Linked DNA regions of Homo sapiens: region 1 is linked to region 2. The links are chromatin contacts, found by Hi-C or POLR2A ChIA-PET in ENCODE. All regions are on one chromosome and are shown on one strand. Each heading gives the region's core, a stretch centred on a gene start or an enhancer-like site at or near the end of the contact. The rest is flanking DNA. Distances are from core to core; before and after follow the strand shown. Region 1 overlaps BICD2 (BICD cargo adaptor 2). Region 2 holds the start of ZNF484 (zinc finger protein 484).

Region 1 (7,384 bases), core at 1,566-4,065, 160 kb after region 2:
CTATCATCCGTGACCAGATCAAGCACCTGCAGGCAGCCGTGGACCGCACCACGGAGCTGTCACGCCAGCGCATTGCCTCTCAGGAGCTGGGCCCCGCCGTGGACAAGGACAAGGAAGCGCTTATGGAGGAGATCCTCAAGCTGAAGTCGCTGCTCAGCACCAAGCGGGAGCAGATCACCACGCTGCGCACTGTGCTCAAGGCCAACAAGCAGGTGAGGTGCCAGGCAGCAGGGGCACATGTCACCTACTACTGGCCTAAGGGTGTTTCCCCCTTGGCCTCCTTCCTCCCCCTGCCACGGGGCCCCCCCAGGCCTGCGTCACCACCAGACAGAGCCAGCCCCATAGTAGCTCGACTGCCTACCCTCCCCTGCTCAGGGCCCCCAGCTGGGAGGGTGGAGCAGGCAGGTGGGTGTGAGGGCCCCTCAGCAGAGCTGCTCAGCCAGTGAGAAATGCCGCTGCCCTTGACTCACTGTGACTGCCTCGTAGTGCTTCCTGATACTGGAGGGAAAACATGTGAGAGCCATAGTCTGAGCTGTGGAGAGCAATTGTGGGGCTTCGTGGAGGTCCTGTTGGCAGGTTTAGGGGCAGTCCCTCCTCTGCCAGTCAGAATCAGCAGGTGGGACTCCCCATGGCGTAGCTGCTGGAGTCCATCCCCAGGGTTTGTCACAGGGAGGGGCCTCCCAGGAGCTTTCTTCCCAGGCACTGCCACCACTTCAGACCGGGGCTCCCGATCCTGCTCCCAGAGCACCTCTAGGCTGACTTCACGCCTTTCACTTTTCCACCCTACACATCTGTCCCCCAGACGGCCGAGGTGGCCCTTGCCAACCTGAAGAGCAAGTATGAGAATGAGAAGGCCATGGTTACCGAGACCATGATGAAGCTGCGCAATGAGCTCAAGGCCCTCAAGGAGGACGCAGCCACCTTCTCCTCGCTGCGTGCTATGTTTGCCACCAGGTAACCGTGCTGCTGTCGGGCCCTCCCCTTCCACAAGGCCAGCTGTCCTCAGCACTTGCCTCTGGAACCCTTAGCCTCTCACTGCCTCATGCTGAGGCCTGCAGCCCTGACTAGTCAGTGGCTGTGCCCAGCTCCATCAGGGCCAGCATGGTACGAGGTTGGGGAAGCATGGCCCCTGGCACATCTCTGGCACACTGGTGCTCAAGTTGGTGACAAGAAAGGGTGAGGCGATATGGGGGCCACATGGGGTTGGGGGCCCCTAGCTGCTGCACCTCAGCTTCCTCCGAGGTCACGCAAGCAGTTGCTGGAGCATAGGGCATGCCTGGCAGGTGCCCACATGTGGCCGGGGATAGCAGAGCGTGTGTGATCCTTTTAATGTTCCTTTTGCACCTAGCCCAGCCCCCAGGAGCCTGGTTCTGTGGCGCCGGTTCCATTTTGCTGTGAATGAAACCGCAGCAGGCCCAGGCTTGTCTCTGCTTTGCATATATGGAGACTGAGGGCAGAAGGGCTGAGGAGAGCAGATCCTGGAGTGGATGGGCCAGAGTTGCATAGCTTCAGGGGATGCTTGGGCTCCCACCCCTTGAATCCAACATTTACAGGGACTTAACTTGGGGCCAACAGGTGACAGAGGAGTCCTGGCCTTTCCTCTCATGAGGTATTTGCCCCCAAGAACTTGGCCATATGGCACAAGTGTGTATTTATGTTTGTAGATTCAGAAGGAAGATTATCCTCCTGGCTGGAGCAGGTCACTGCTGGGGTCCACAGTTCGGGTCCCACCTCTGTGCATAGCCCTGTACCTCTGCGTCATTGTGACCGCTGGGTACTCACCTCCCATCCTCTACTTTGCCAATCTGGGGAGGGTGAGGAGAGGGCCGGGGCTTGGAGGAGACCAGCTTTCTTTCTTCCTCTGTGGAGGGCTCTTAGTAATGGGCTCTGAGGTGGGCTGCCCCTGGTGGGTGCACACCCCTCCCTGGCTGGGACTCAGACCCCAAGGCTGGGAATCGAGGCTCCCTAAGTGTTCACAGGCCTCTGTGGGGCAGGTCCTGGTTTCAGCATCTTCCCAGGTGCCCCCTGACAGGTACCGCTGTCTTTCACTTTCCAAAGATGGGTAGCGCCACCTGCTGGGTCATGTTGGGATAGCACCATGGGGTCAGCCCTGCATGGGGGACAGCCAGGCCCACCATGGGCCCAGCAGATAACCTAGATGTTTCCTTTTTATGGGTGAGCAAGCTGAGGATCTGAGCTGGACAGGGTGGGAACTGCATGCACATAGGGCCTGCTTCTCTCAAGCCTGGTGCCGTGCACTCCCAGTTTCTCAGTATCCCTGCAGGACGTGCCAGAGCAGGGTACAGACAAGGAAGAGTCCCAGGATTTCTCTGGAAGCGTCCTGTCTTCCTGGGGCTTGGGGAAAAAATCCCACAGTTTCTCAGTATCTGGCATGTAAACCCTACCTTTTAAAATTTGTTTTATTTAAAAACTTTTCAGATGGAGCCAAGATTTTGAATCTGCAGGGATCACAGCTCTGTGTGCCCTCAAAAGGGTGGGCAGCAGAGTCCTTGGAGAGGGTGCTATCCAAGGGCCGGCTCCTGGCAGGTGGGGACAGGCAGAGTAGGGTGCGTGTGGGCAGGGTGGGGCTGTGCTCAGTGCCTGCACAGCCTCACCGCCCTGGGAGCCCTGGGATTTAACCCGCCCTTTGTCTCTACCAAGCCCCACCCATATGGGACATGTGGAAGAAGGGCATCCAGGGACAGACCACACCCTCCCACAGCTCCGCACCCGGGTTTCAGGATGAAGCTGTTGATGGCGTCCACACACGTGGTTCCTTGGCTCTGGTCAGTGCTCAGCACAGACTGACGAAGCATCGACCTTGGGAACAAGCCCAGTCCTGCTTAGATTTACATCCACACCCTAGAAGCCATGGCTTCTCCATGTCTTGATGCCCCAGGCCACCTCGAGGCCTTTAAGCGGGGAGAGCGCCTCCTAGAAGAAGCCCAGTCGCTGAGGGGCATAGCCTGTTTGTAAGCACTACATGCAGCTGAAAGAGCAAAGCAGCCCCTCCCCCACAAAACCACAAAACTCAAGCCAGCCTCATAGGGCTGCCCTGCCTGGGCCCAAGCCTCCCTCTCACCCTTATCAGGGATTTGTCCAAGCAAAGCCTGTGCTAAAATAAGCCAGAATAATTCTTCCCCAGCCACACCCTCCAGTCCAGAGGCCACATTGAAGGATGGCTCTGGTATAGGGCTGTCAGAGGGCCGTGCAGCTTAGCCCTGCCCTGCCCTGCCCTCCTCTGCTCGGCTCTGCCCGCCCCTCAGTCATGTTTTTGGTACCCACAGGTGTGACGAGTACATTACACAGCTGGATGAGATGCAGCGGCAGCTGGCGGCTGCTGAGGACGAGAAGAAGACGCTGAACTCGCTGCTGCGCATGGCCATCCAGCAGAAGCTGGCGCTGACCCAGCGGCTGGAGCTGCTCGAGCTGGACCATGAGCAGACCCGGCGTGGCCGTGCCAAAGCCGCCCCGAAGACCAAGCCAGCCACACCGAGCGTAAGTCACACCTGTGCCTGTGCCAGCGACAGGGCCGAGGGCACCGGGCTGGCCAACCAGGTGTTCTGCAGCGAGAAGCACAGCATTTACTGTGATTAGGGGCTGTGGGGCGCCGCACGCTGCAGCTAACATCTGCTTCACCTCAACTAACCCAGCAGCAGCGGGACGGCGGTGCTAGGTCAATCTTAACGTGACTAATGCACAGAGGGTAGGAGTCTAGCCGAGGCGCCATGGGGCGTTGCATCAGCAGGACACTTGTGAGAGCTTTGTGTCGCTTCTCACTCCTCAAAGCCCCCTCAGGAGCACCCAGTCCTCAGCTGCTCTCTTAGGTGGGGGTCAGAGGTGGGGATAGAGCTGCACATTCTTGCAGCAGATGTGTGATGAAAGCATCTTCTAAGCCCTGCGCACCCGTGGGGAAACCCAAGGGAGGAGTCCTGGTCCTGCTCCCTCAGCACCCAAAAGGGGCAGAACCTGAGTTGAGACTTGCATGTTCCTCGCATGTGTCTAATGTCAGCACTAGAAAGCAGTTTTAGGAGGTTCCAGCCTGCAGCATAGGTACGACCTCAGAGGATGGCTTTGCACTTGGCATAGTTTCATGGAAAGGAGTACGTTGTAGTTTATGCAGTATCTGACTGCAAATCATATTCAGGAAAGAAGTGCAGAATTTCTTCCCCAAGCCCAGAGAAGAGCAGCCCTGAGCCCCTGTATTCTGCTGGCCAGACACACATGGCACAGACACAGCTGACCATAACCCAGGAATCCAGAGCTCGGTTTCTCATTTCTGAGATCAGGATGCTTGTATAGTGGCCTGTGAGGTGACAGATTGGCAGGGCCCAAGGCCCCAGGTTTTCATTTTTCATGAGAAAAGCTTTCCAAGTGCCTGGCCAGACCTTGGTCCTTAGTGCAGAGCCCGTCCTTTTGTACTTGGGGTGACCCCAGCAGCCAATTATCCGGCCTTCCATAGGGGGTTCAGTCCCAAAGACATGGGGCTTTGAAAACCCTAGCCTGAAGTCTGAGCCACCAAGGGCTTGGCTGGGTTGGACACCCACAGGTGTATCCAGAGCCCAGCCCGGTGCTGGGAAAGCTTTGCATAGGGCCAGGGCCACTTGTCAGGATTCACAGGTAGGAGATGTTTAGGTCTCTTTATTTAGTGCAATCTGGGGGATGGCAACAGAGAAAGAGGAAAGGTAGCTGTAGGGTTCTCCCATTTCCAGAGGCTCCATCCACACCTGCCTTCCCACATTCTGAGCAGAACTTTTCTCAGTACTTTTTTCCCGATCACCCTGTGGGACCAGCTGGACCTGAGGCTGCAGTCTTCTCTCCTGCAGGCTGCTTGCCTTGTCTCTCATGCGGAAGAGGCATTCGAGTTACCTGGTGAGAGACCGTGTTGCCCCCTCCCACAGCTCTCTGCCCTGCGCGTTCTTCCCTTTGGTGCCGAGTATGTTTCGGTCCCCTCCAGACTCCAGGACACGCCCATGTATGTCCCCTGCGTGTTCATCCTGGGCCCAGATCCCCCTGCCCCAGCAAGACTCGCAGTGGGATGGCTGCTGGCATGCCCACCCTGCATGCGCTTTGCCCTCTCCTTGCAAGCCTGGCACATAGCTTCTCTCCATACTCCTAAGGGACTTTGCAGACACCCAAGCCACTGGGACCCCTGCTAACACATGCAGGTCTTCTCTTCTGCCAACTAACGTGCTCGCGCCCTCCCAGCACGTGGAGAGCTTCAATTGTCAGATAAACAGGAAGCGACAGATGACCGCTTTCTAACGCTCTCTTTTCTCCCGTTTTCAGCTGTAGAGTAGCTGCCAGGAGGACTTGGCCACCCGGCCCTGTCACACTGCAGCCCCTTCCCCTTCCCTCTCGTGGCCCACAAGGAGGAAGGAAGGGCAACCTAAAAGCCCACTTAGAAACTTTTTGGATATGCCACTGCAATTCTTTTCAAAATAGCATTCCCCAGGTTTTTAATGGGAGGAAAAAAAGCTTTAATGTTGAGCATGCTGCGAGCTGCTGCGTGGAAAGGCCTCTGTATGGGCCGAAGACCCTTCTTCCCTGGCTGCCAGGCTCGCCAGGAGCCCACTGGAAACGCCCACCACGGGGGCTCCTTGTTACACATGTTCTTTTTTTATCCGATCAACCTGTGCACTTTTGATATTTTGATATTATATTTGCTTCCTTAATTCCTCGCGTAGAGACGGTCTCAGGTGCCGTGGTCTATGCTCGTGGTCCTGTAGCTGTCCGCCTCAGCTCCCACCGTGTTTGTCTGGTGTCAGCACGAGGCAGAGCTGTGTGCTCCATAGCGTGTAGCTTTAGACTCGGAGATGAGTGCTTTGACCCAGCGAGGAGCTCAGCTAAGTGTATCCACGCTGTGGTTCAGCAGCCTTTAGATCATACGGCATTGTGGTTCATGTTTGAAATTACAGATTTTAAATGCCATGTTCATTAAGAAATCCAGGGTATTCAGATTCTGGGGTTTTTCATATTGTATTATTATTATTCTTAGGAATAGTTCAATGTAACAAGAAGAAAACTTGACCTTTGCTCTGGTTAAAACAGTAATAGGCACTTGAAAAAAAAAGATAAATTATTGAATGAGTAGTATTACCTACAAATTCCAGAATTTTCTGGGTTTTAGGACGTTGTGAAGCATGACTGATTAACAGAATTTTATACAACTGTACCAATAAAATTCCAAATTGGAATTGTTTTGTTACTCTGGTTGTTGTGCCAAATTGTGGTACACTTAGAAAATTCTACAGTCGTCGATTTTTAGGGTGTTCTCTTTCAACACCTTTTTGTTAGTAATCATTGCCAGTAGTGCCTTCATCAGTTAAGGGAGGTGTCCCAGCACAGATCATTCTCAAAAGCGAGCAGGGAAGAGCTAGTGGGCATGCTGAAGGCCAGCGTGGACAGCAGGTGAGGCAGGTGCTCCTCACACCCAGACCTGGGCATCTTCATTGAGGGAAAGAAAACAGTCATTGTGCAAAATTCTGTTAGTCAGTGATTCTTTACTTGCAAATTCAGGGGCTTAGAAAATGAAAGCAAACACAAAACCTTGAGTGTGCTTTGGGAACCAAATGGACCTTCTGGGACAAGCTGAGCAAGCTGTATGAACGCCACGTTTGTGAAGAGCTGAGGGTATCAGGAGGGCCGACGCTGTGTTGGCATGCGCAGTAGGGGATGAGGGTTAGCCATAGTATTCTTTGCAAATGTGAAAGCGAGACATTATATCTTCTCTTGCTTGGTGTAACTAATCACTGTTAATTTCAGGAAACAGAACTCATTAAAACTCCTTAGCAAACCAGGTCTACATCCTGTTTTGTTTGCTGAGTGAGGTTAGTGGGAGTGGTCAAATTGGTACTCTTGGAGGAAGAAAAACTGTCCTTCCTTCTCCAAAAAAGGAAAAATTATAATAATATAAATGACAAAAATAAAAGAATTCTGTTTCCTGGAATAAGCATTTCTTATTCCTAGTTGTAGGGACTCCTATTTTTACCTTCCGTTACAGTGTTGATTCATAAGAAATATTGTTACATTTGAGATAACTTCATCTGTATGGGGTATTTATTTGCAATGATGTCTGAGTACTGTATTTTTTCTGTGCATTACCTTAGTGTCAGAATGTTGGTCTTTATTTTAAAGTCATATGCATGTTCTCCTGCCAAGGAACCTTTACACAGACCCAAACAAAAAAATAATAATCAAATGCCTTCAATTTCTGAGAAAATGAGGCAGAGCATGGAAAAGGAATAGGAAGGAGAAATTAATTGAGATTTTCAGGACACAGACATATGATGTGAATGCCTACAAAGCCAGTGCGCATAGGAACAGTGGGCCTGGGTAAAGAGTCACATTGGTAGGACCAATAAAGAATAATAAAAAGACAAAG
Region 2 (7,693 bases), core at 3,097-5,596:
CGCTAAGTTTTGTCAGTGATAGAACTCAGCCAATTTTCTATTCTTTCTCCCTGGAACACATATTACCTGGTTCCTTTTATCTGTTGGAGTTGGTGGCTTGAGGTTACCTATTTTATGGCCCTTGAAAATCTGAAGTTGACTCTGAAATTTTGGCTATGTACCAGGGATTTTTATTCTCAGAATCTCATTTGTCCTCAACTCCAGCTTTCCCACACAATGTTTTTGTCTTATATCAATCCAGGGACAAAATGTAAAGTTCTTTTACTCTTATTTAGTTTTGCAAATTTTGAATAGTAAGTTTTAAAAAAATTATTTCTATCTCACTTTCCTTTTTTTTTTTTTTTTTTTTTTTTTTTGAGGAGTCTCTCTCTGTCGCCCAGGCTGGAGTGCAGTGGCCTGATCTCGGCTCACTGCAAGCTCCACATCCCGGGTTCAAGCCATTCTCCTGTCTCAGCCTTCTGAGTAGCTGGGACTACAGGCGTCCGCCGCCACCACGCCTGACTAATTTCTTTTTGTATTTTTAGTAGAGACGGGGTTTCCCCGTGTTAGCCAGGATGGTCTTGATCTCCTGACCTCGTGATCCGCCCGCCTCTGCCTCCCAAAGTGCTGGGATTACAGGCGTGAGCCACTGCGCCCAGCCTTCTATCTCACTTTCAATCAAAGGGACCTACCCACATACAATTAAGATTTTTTTAAATTCTATTTATGTACTTATGTGTTTATTTTAAGTTCAGGGGTACATGTGCAGGACATGCAGTTTTCCTTTTTTTTTTTTGAGACAGAGTCTCACTCTGTCGCCCAGGCTGGAGTGCAGTGGCGCGCTCTTGGCTCACTGCAAGCTCTGCCTCCTGGGTTCACGCCATTCTCCTGCCTCAGCCTCCGGAGTAGCTGGGACTACAGGCATCTGCCACCGTGCCTGGCTAATTTTTTGTATTTTTAGTAGAAACGGGGTTTCACCGTGTTAGCCAGGATGGTCTGGATCTCCTGACCTCGTGATCCGCCCGCCTTGGCCTCCTAAAGTGCTGAGATTACAGGCATGAGCCACCGCATGGGGCCTGCTGTCTTATTTTAACGTCTCTCTGGGCTTGATAATTTAAAAGGACTGACATTCCTCTGATAAAAGTTATTTTATTTTCTCATTTTCCATCAATATATCCTGTTCAGTGAAATATCTGTTCATGCCTTTAGCCCATTTTCTAATTGGATTGTTTTTCCTTGTTGTTGTTGTTGACTTTTGAAAACTTTAAACAATATTCTAGATATGACCTCTTTGTCAGATATGGTTTATCAGGTGTGGTTTGCAGTTTTCTCCCAGTTTTTACCTTGTCTTTTTATTAACAGGCTCTTATGCAGGGCAAAAGTTTTAAATTTTGATAACATCCAATTAATAAATTCTTATAATTAATTGTGCTTTTCTGGTGTCATGTCTAATAATTATTCATCAAGTCCTAGGACCTGAAGAATTTATCATTAAATTTCATATTTTTACATTGAGATCTATGATCTTTTTTTTTCTTTTTTTGAGAGGGAGTCTCTCTCTGTCACCCAGGCTGGAGTGCAGTGGCACCATCTCAGCTCACTGCAAGCTCCACCTCCTGGGCTCACGCCATTCTCCTCTCTCAGCCTCCCCAGTAGCTGGGACTACAGGCACCTGCCACCACGCCCAGTTAATTTTTTTGTATTTTTAGTAGAGACGGGGTTTCACCTTGTTAGCCAGGATGGTCTCGATCTCCTGACCTCGTGATCCACCCGCCTTGGCCTCCCAAAGTGCTGGGATTACAGGCGTGAGCCACCACGCCTGGCTGATCCTTTTTTTTTTAAATAAAGACATGAGGTTAGATTGAGGTTCATTGTTTTGTCTATGGTATCTAACTGCTCCAGAACCACTGTACCATTGAATTGATATTGCATCTTTTTCAAAAGTCAGTTGGTTGTACTTGTATGGAAATATTTCTGAGTTCTCAATTCTGTTTTATTGAACTGTCTATACCCCTGCCAATACCACACTGTCTTGATTTCTGTAGCTACGTAAAAAGTTAAAAAATTGGGTAGAATAATTCCTCCCACTTTATTCTTCTATTTCAGACTTGTTTTGTTGAGCTGTATCATAGAAAAAACTATTCGTGACACCTGTTAAAAAATAGTAAGACAAACTTTATTCAGAGGGATTATTGCAATAGATATAGAGATTACTGCAATAGGGTCTTGCAGTAATCTCCAGTTTCCATATATTCAGGTTTCCCTCTGAATAGAAATTTTATAGCCACAGAGCAGGGTGGAGGGGTGGTAGTGTACGGAAAATTACTAATAGGAGGGAATCTGGCTAAACTGACCTCACAGAATTCTTGCTGAAGCCATGCCAGAGTGATCAGATATCACCTGGGGATAGTAGACAATAAGAAAACCAATTAGATATCAATGGTGATCAGATACGAAGATGGAGGATTCTGACTAAATTGCCTTGCTAGGATTCTTACTAATATTGGGCAATTCACAGACAACACAAAAGCCCAAAAGCCAGGGTTTAGTTGACAAGAGAGTTCAAAGGAGCATGGCTAGAGTCTGGTTATGGAGAGAATTTTTGTCAGCTGACTGGGTCTTCCAGAACTGTGTAGAATAAAAATGATGAGCACAGACATATTTTCCTTCTTCCCAAACTGAACAGGAAAGCATTCAGTCTTTTTCATCTTTTAGTTTGACATTAGCTGTAGATTTTTTTCTAACTTAAAAGTTAGAAAGTTTACCTCTGTTCCTAATTCCTGAAAGTTTTTTTTTCATTATAAATGGGTGTTGAATTTTCTCAAATTCTTTTCCTGCATTGATATAATCATGTAATATGCTTATCTTTAGCTTGCTAATGTGGGGGGTTACACAAATTGATTTTTGAATACCAAAACAGCTTTTTATTCCTGGAATAAATATCACTTGTTCATGGTTTGTAGTTATTTTTATATATTGTTGAATTATTTTTGCTATTATTTGGTTGAGAATTTTTCCATCTATATTCATGAAGAATACTGATTTCTTCTTCTTCTGTCTTTAGCTCTGATATCAGAGTAACACTGGCCTCATGAGTTGGAATATCTTTCTATTGTCTTCTTTCTATTCTTTTTTTATTCTGGAAGAGACTGGATATAATTCGTGTTAACCTTTAAATGTTTGTTAGAATTCTCTGATCTAGCTATCCAGGCCTTAAGATTTCTTTTTCAGATATTTCAAATTATGACTTCAGTTCTAGGGCTATTCAACATAACTATTTCATGTAAGAGAGAATTTGTGCTTTTTCAAGAATTAGTGCATTTCATCTATGTTGTGAAATTTATGTTTGTAGAGTTGTTTGTAGTATTCTCTTTATTCTTTTGATTTCGTCATGGTCTACAGTGGTATCTCCTGTTTCATTCTGGATATTGATATTTTGTGTCTCCTCTACAGATTTGTCAATTTTATTAACATTTACAGAACCAGCTTTTGTTTAATCGGTTTTTCTCTATTTTTCTTTTTACATTTTATTGAGTCATCTTCTTATCCTTATTATTTCCTTTCTTTCACTTGCCTTCGGTTTATTTTGCTCTTCTTTTTCTAGTATGTGAGGGAGCTTGGTTATTGCTTTGAAATTTTTTTCTTTTCTAATGTAAGCCCTTAGTGGTATATACATTTTTCTCTCACCACTGATTTAGCCACATCCCACAAATTTTGATATGTTGTGTTTCACTGTCATTCATTTCAATGTATTTTAAAAATTCATTCACTTTCACTTTCATTCATTTCAATGTATTTTAAAAATTTGAGACTTTCTCTCTGAACAATGGATTATTTAGCATGTGTTTTCACGTGTTTGGAGATTTTCCTTTTATCTTCCTGTTATTGATTTCTAGTTTAATTCTATTGTGTTCAGAGAACAAACTGTATGATTTCAGTTGTTTCAAATTTGCTGAGATTTGTTTTATGACCCAGGTTACTTCATATCTTGCTAAATGTCCCATCGACACGAATAAAATGTGTATTCGGCTGCGTTTGCGGTGTTACATAAATGCTGATTAGTTCCTGTTGATTAACAGTGTTGTTGTGTCCACAGAAGCATTGGAGAAAGACTGTAACCTGAGGTGATAGGCTTTGATTGTGTCCTGGCTTAGTATGATGGGACACACCTCTGCTTGCTTCCTTTCCTTTGGACAACCCTCAGCCTCTCAGTCTCTACATGACCTCAACATGGCCGCCCACAGGCCAGAGTGTCTACATGGGCGCCGCCATACTGGCGCCCAGCCTAAGCCGCTGAAACGGGAGCGTGTTTGGCAAAGCGCCATGTTGATTACTGGCAACCTTCAGGCCATGAAGACTGCTGAGCATGCGCAAACCCAGGCAGCGCTGTAAGAAGTACCTCTAGGCCTGGGAGGCATTGAGAAAAAGGAAGTGGGTCCTGTTCTGGTTCTTGCGACTATAGTCACCTCCCGAGGCAAATGACCACTGTCCTGAGAGGACGTGGGTGAGGGGCAGGTGAGTAGAGGGATGGCAGCATCTGTGGACTGAGCAAGAAGAATCTCTGATGTCTGTCCTGAGCCTTCCGGTCAGTGATGGGGTCGGTCAGTGGATGGAATAGTGGAAGTCGGAGCGATCTCTGATGGTGGATCTGAGGGAGGAGTGAGGGGGCACTGAGGGGTCTCTGGTGGTGGATCTGCAGGCGGAGTGAGGACGGACTGGGGGTCTCTGTCTGGTGGTGGATCTGAGGGCGGAGTGAGGGCGGACTGTGGGGTTGTGGGGGAGGATGACTATGGGAACTAAGGAGGGATCTGAGGAGTGTGAATGATGCACATCTTAATTAGTTTCCTCTCTTTTATACGTACCGATCTGTTTATATTTTCGTTTCTGTTTCATTATAATGATATATTTTGCTAAAGATTTAAAGAATATATTACATAGAATTGCATGTTTCCATTTCCATTTTGTTCTCTTTCATATCCAGACTAGTAGCTCCTTTATCATTACGGTTATTATATTTATATATCATTCATTCTTTCTCTATTTAAAAAGAATCAAGCGTCTGAAAGGTTTATCTGTTTCATTGGACATTTTGAAATGTCCAATAAAATACTCCCTACTCTTTTAATATTAATTTTTTTCTCTTTTTCTTTTTAGGTACTTTCTCTTTTTCCCACTTTTTGATGTAATTTGTTGTTCTTTCCCTTATTTTCTTAAGTTTTATGCGGGATACATTTAGGGTTGTAAAGTTTCTTTAAGTACATCTTTATGAAATGCATAAGTTCATTTTGATGTTTCCCTTTGAATCTTAGTTATTTAGGAGAGTTTATTCATTCCCAAATTATTAAAGTATGTTTTAGCTGTTTTTTATTTTATTGTATTGTCAGAAAATGCAGACTATCAAGTCTCAACTTTTAACAATTTATCAAGATTTTCCTTGAAGCCAAGTTACTCAATGAACTTTGTTCAACAGATATAAAAGAAAAATTATATTTTGTTGTATGGACCAAAATTCTCTTTAATTAAGTCTTGCTTGTTGGTATTTTTCAAATCTTTATCTTTCCTAATTTTGATCTACTTGTTTCATATTCTGGAGGAGATACAATAAAAATCACTTTTAATAGTTCATTTTGCAGTTATATGTGCTTTTTTGCTAATTTTATTTGTGCATCTGAGGGATGGGCATACATACACTTAATGGTTAGTGCATTTTTTATCCTTTTTCATGTATTAAGTGGTATTATTATAGGATCCCTTTTTTCAACCAAAAAGAAAAAAGAAAAACACTTTTTAACATCGAATTCCAAGAAAAACACTTTTTAACATCGAATTCCACGTTGATACTCACATTGCCACCCTTGTTTTTACTTTCATTGCATTTGGATGATGTCTTTGCCCAGAGCTTTATTTTGTATCCTATTTGTCTCTGTGTCAGATTACCTATTTGTTTACAATAGATACTTTTGCTTTTTTCAAATCCAATTTATAGTCTCTGTTGATAGAATTTTACATCTCAGTTTAGTGTGATAATGATTTATCTGATTTTATGCCTTCCATTTGATGTTTACTATTTAGCTCTTTTTATTTTCTGCCTTTTCTTTACATAATATTTTCATTGGATTGATGAAATTTCTGCTCATTGTTTCCATTCTGCACCCCATTTTTTCTGTTTTTTTCCTGAGATTATTAGGAATGTTTTATCATAGGGTATTATTAATTTTCTCTTTAGTGGCCTCTTTATCACATTGTCACATTGTCCTTTTTTATAATTATATATCTTTTGCAAGAATTATTGCTAAACAATATTTTCCTATTCAAGATTTATTGTGTGGTTCATTTTACATTTATTTGGACTTCTTCCAGTGTTTCTCTCAAAGATAGAGATACTCTGCAAGTGCTTTTATTTCTGAAAATGTCTCTCTGGCCCTGACAGAGAAGTGGTCTTTTAGATGCTATTTCCGACATCATTTAGCTTTCAGTACTGCAGATGAAGAGTTTTCTTATTTCCTTCATTTTTCCTCTGTAAATAGTCTGGTTTTTCACAATTAGATTTAGAAGTGTTTTCTATTTATAAATTTATTCTATACATGCAAGAATTTCCCCTGATTTGTTCATTGATTGAGTTCCTGTTTGTGTATGTGGAGGAGCTTATAGCCTAGTTGTGTCAGTGGTGGGAGATGTGTATGTGTGCTAAGGCCCCAGTGCAGAAACAGGTGTGCCTAGGATTGGGACTCTTGGGATGGCTGATGGAGATGCATGATCGGTAGTCATACAGGCATAGAGGCCAGTCATGGGGATGTGGGATTGATTGGTAGAGAGCCAGGACCATTAGGGTAGAGGAATTGAAGACTCTGTGATCAGGTATTGTAGGATGAGTGATGCAGGCCTGGCTCAGGGGCAGCAAGGCATGGAAATCAGTGAATCTGAGGTTTCAGTAATGGCTTCTGGGAGTAGTCTCTGGGCACCAATTGACACTTAGAGCAGATTGAAGAGTGGTAGTGAGGAGTTAGGTACCAGGGTTGATGATAACTTGAAGGGCCTGTGAAATCAGATAGTATAATAACGTAATAGAACAGTATATCCTTTGGATATTTTATAAAGTATTTAAGCAATCCACAATTATTGAATATCTAAACATTTCTAATCTTTCTTTTTTATTAACCATGTTATGGTAAAACTTTTGCACTTAAATCTTTGTACAATATGGGATGGGATGATATTTTAATGTGGTAGTTCCAGAAATAAATTTTTGAGTAAGGTGCAAGGGCACTAAATGATGTATGTGTCCATGTGTGACATTGGCACAGTTCCTTCTCTCATGGGTACCTCTACCCATCTGTTTTCTCAGATTTCTGCCCCTTTGTCCGAAGAGCCAAAAATGACCAAGTCCCTGGTGAGTTCTTATTTGTTCATCTGTTTATTTGTTGCTTTCTTTTACTTTTAGTGGATTTTAGGAGACATCTAACAATCCCTATAGTAAGATGACAAGACTAAATAAATAAAAACTAAGATCAGATAAAATGAAGAAGAGACTGTCAGCCCCAAGTCAAGTTTAGAATATATGGTCTTACACAGTCATGAACTTTGAACTGTTAAATTGTCTCTGATCTTCCTGAAAGACATAGCAATAATGGAAATTGGATACATGGTTTATATTAATAAAATTAACAAGTAATTTATTTCATCTGTAGTAAAGATGTCATGGTTCTTGATGTTT

The links. A loop is a pair of places that touch in the nucleus more often than their neighbours do. ChIA-PET counts read pairs that join two places held with the same protein, here RNA polymerase II (POLR2A). Pooled maps may share reads with other maps.
Region 1: a loop to region 2 is called in a pooled map, with 5 times the contacts of the local background. The contact joins the enhancer-like site here to the promoter of ZNF484 in region 2. A Hi-C loop is called at or near these places in 2 of 37 single-sample maps with no recorded cell type and 9 of 50 pooled maps. POLR2A ChIA-PET finds 5 or more read pairs at or near these places in 1 of 52 experiments (activated B cell).

What each region holds. Positions count from the first base shown.
Region 1 is chr9:92,711,367-92,718,750 of GRCh38, reverse strand. BICD2 (BICD cargo adaptor 2) reads left to right here. Exons shown (of 7, transcript NM_001003800.2): 5 at 1-212; 6 at 803-954; 7 at 3,288-7,384. The coding sequence ends at 3,597. Among named protein-coding and RNA genes, the nearest start is that of IPPK, 45 kb to the right of the region's middle. RefSeq lists an enhancer at 1,109-1,488. Within about 2 kb of position 2,815, at least 7 of the 41 ENCODE cell types and tissues checked have a DNase peak (open chromatin) inside an H3K27ac peak, as active enhancers do.
Region 2 is chr9:92,874,691-92,882,383 of GRCh38, reverse strand. ZNF484 (zinc finger protein 484) reads left to right here and starts at 4,346. Exons shown (of 5, transcript NM_031486.4): 1 at 4,346-4,494; 2 at 7,325-7,369. The coding sequence starts at 7,355. RefSeq lists enhancers at 4,103-4,542, 4,056-4,591.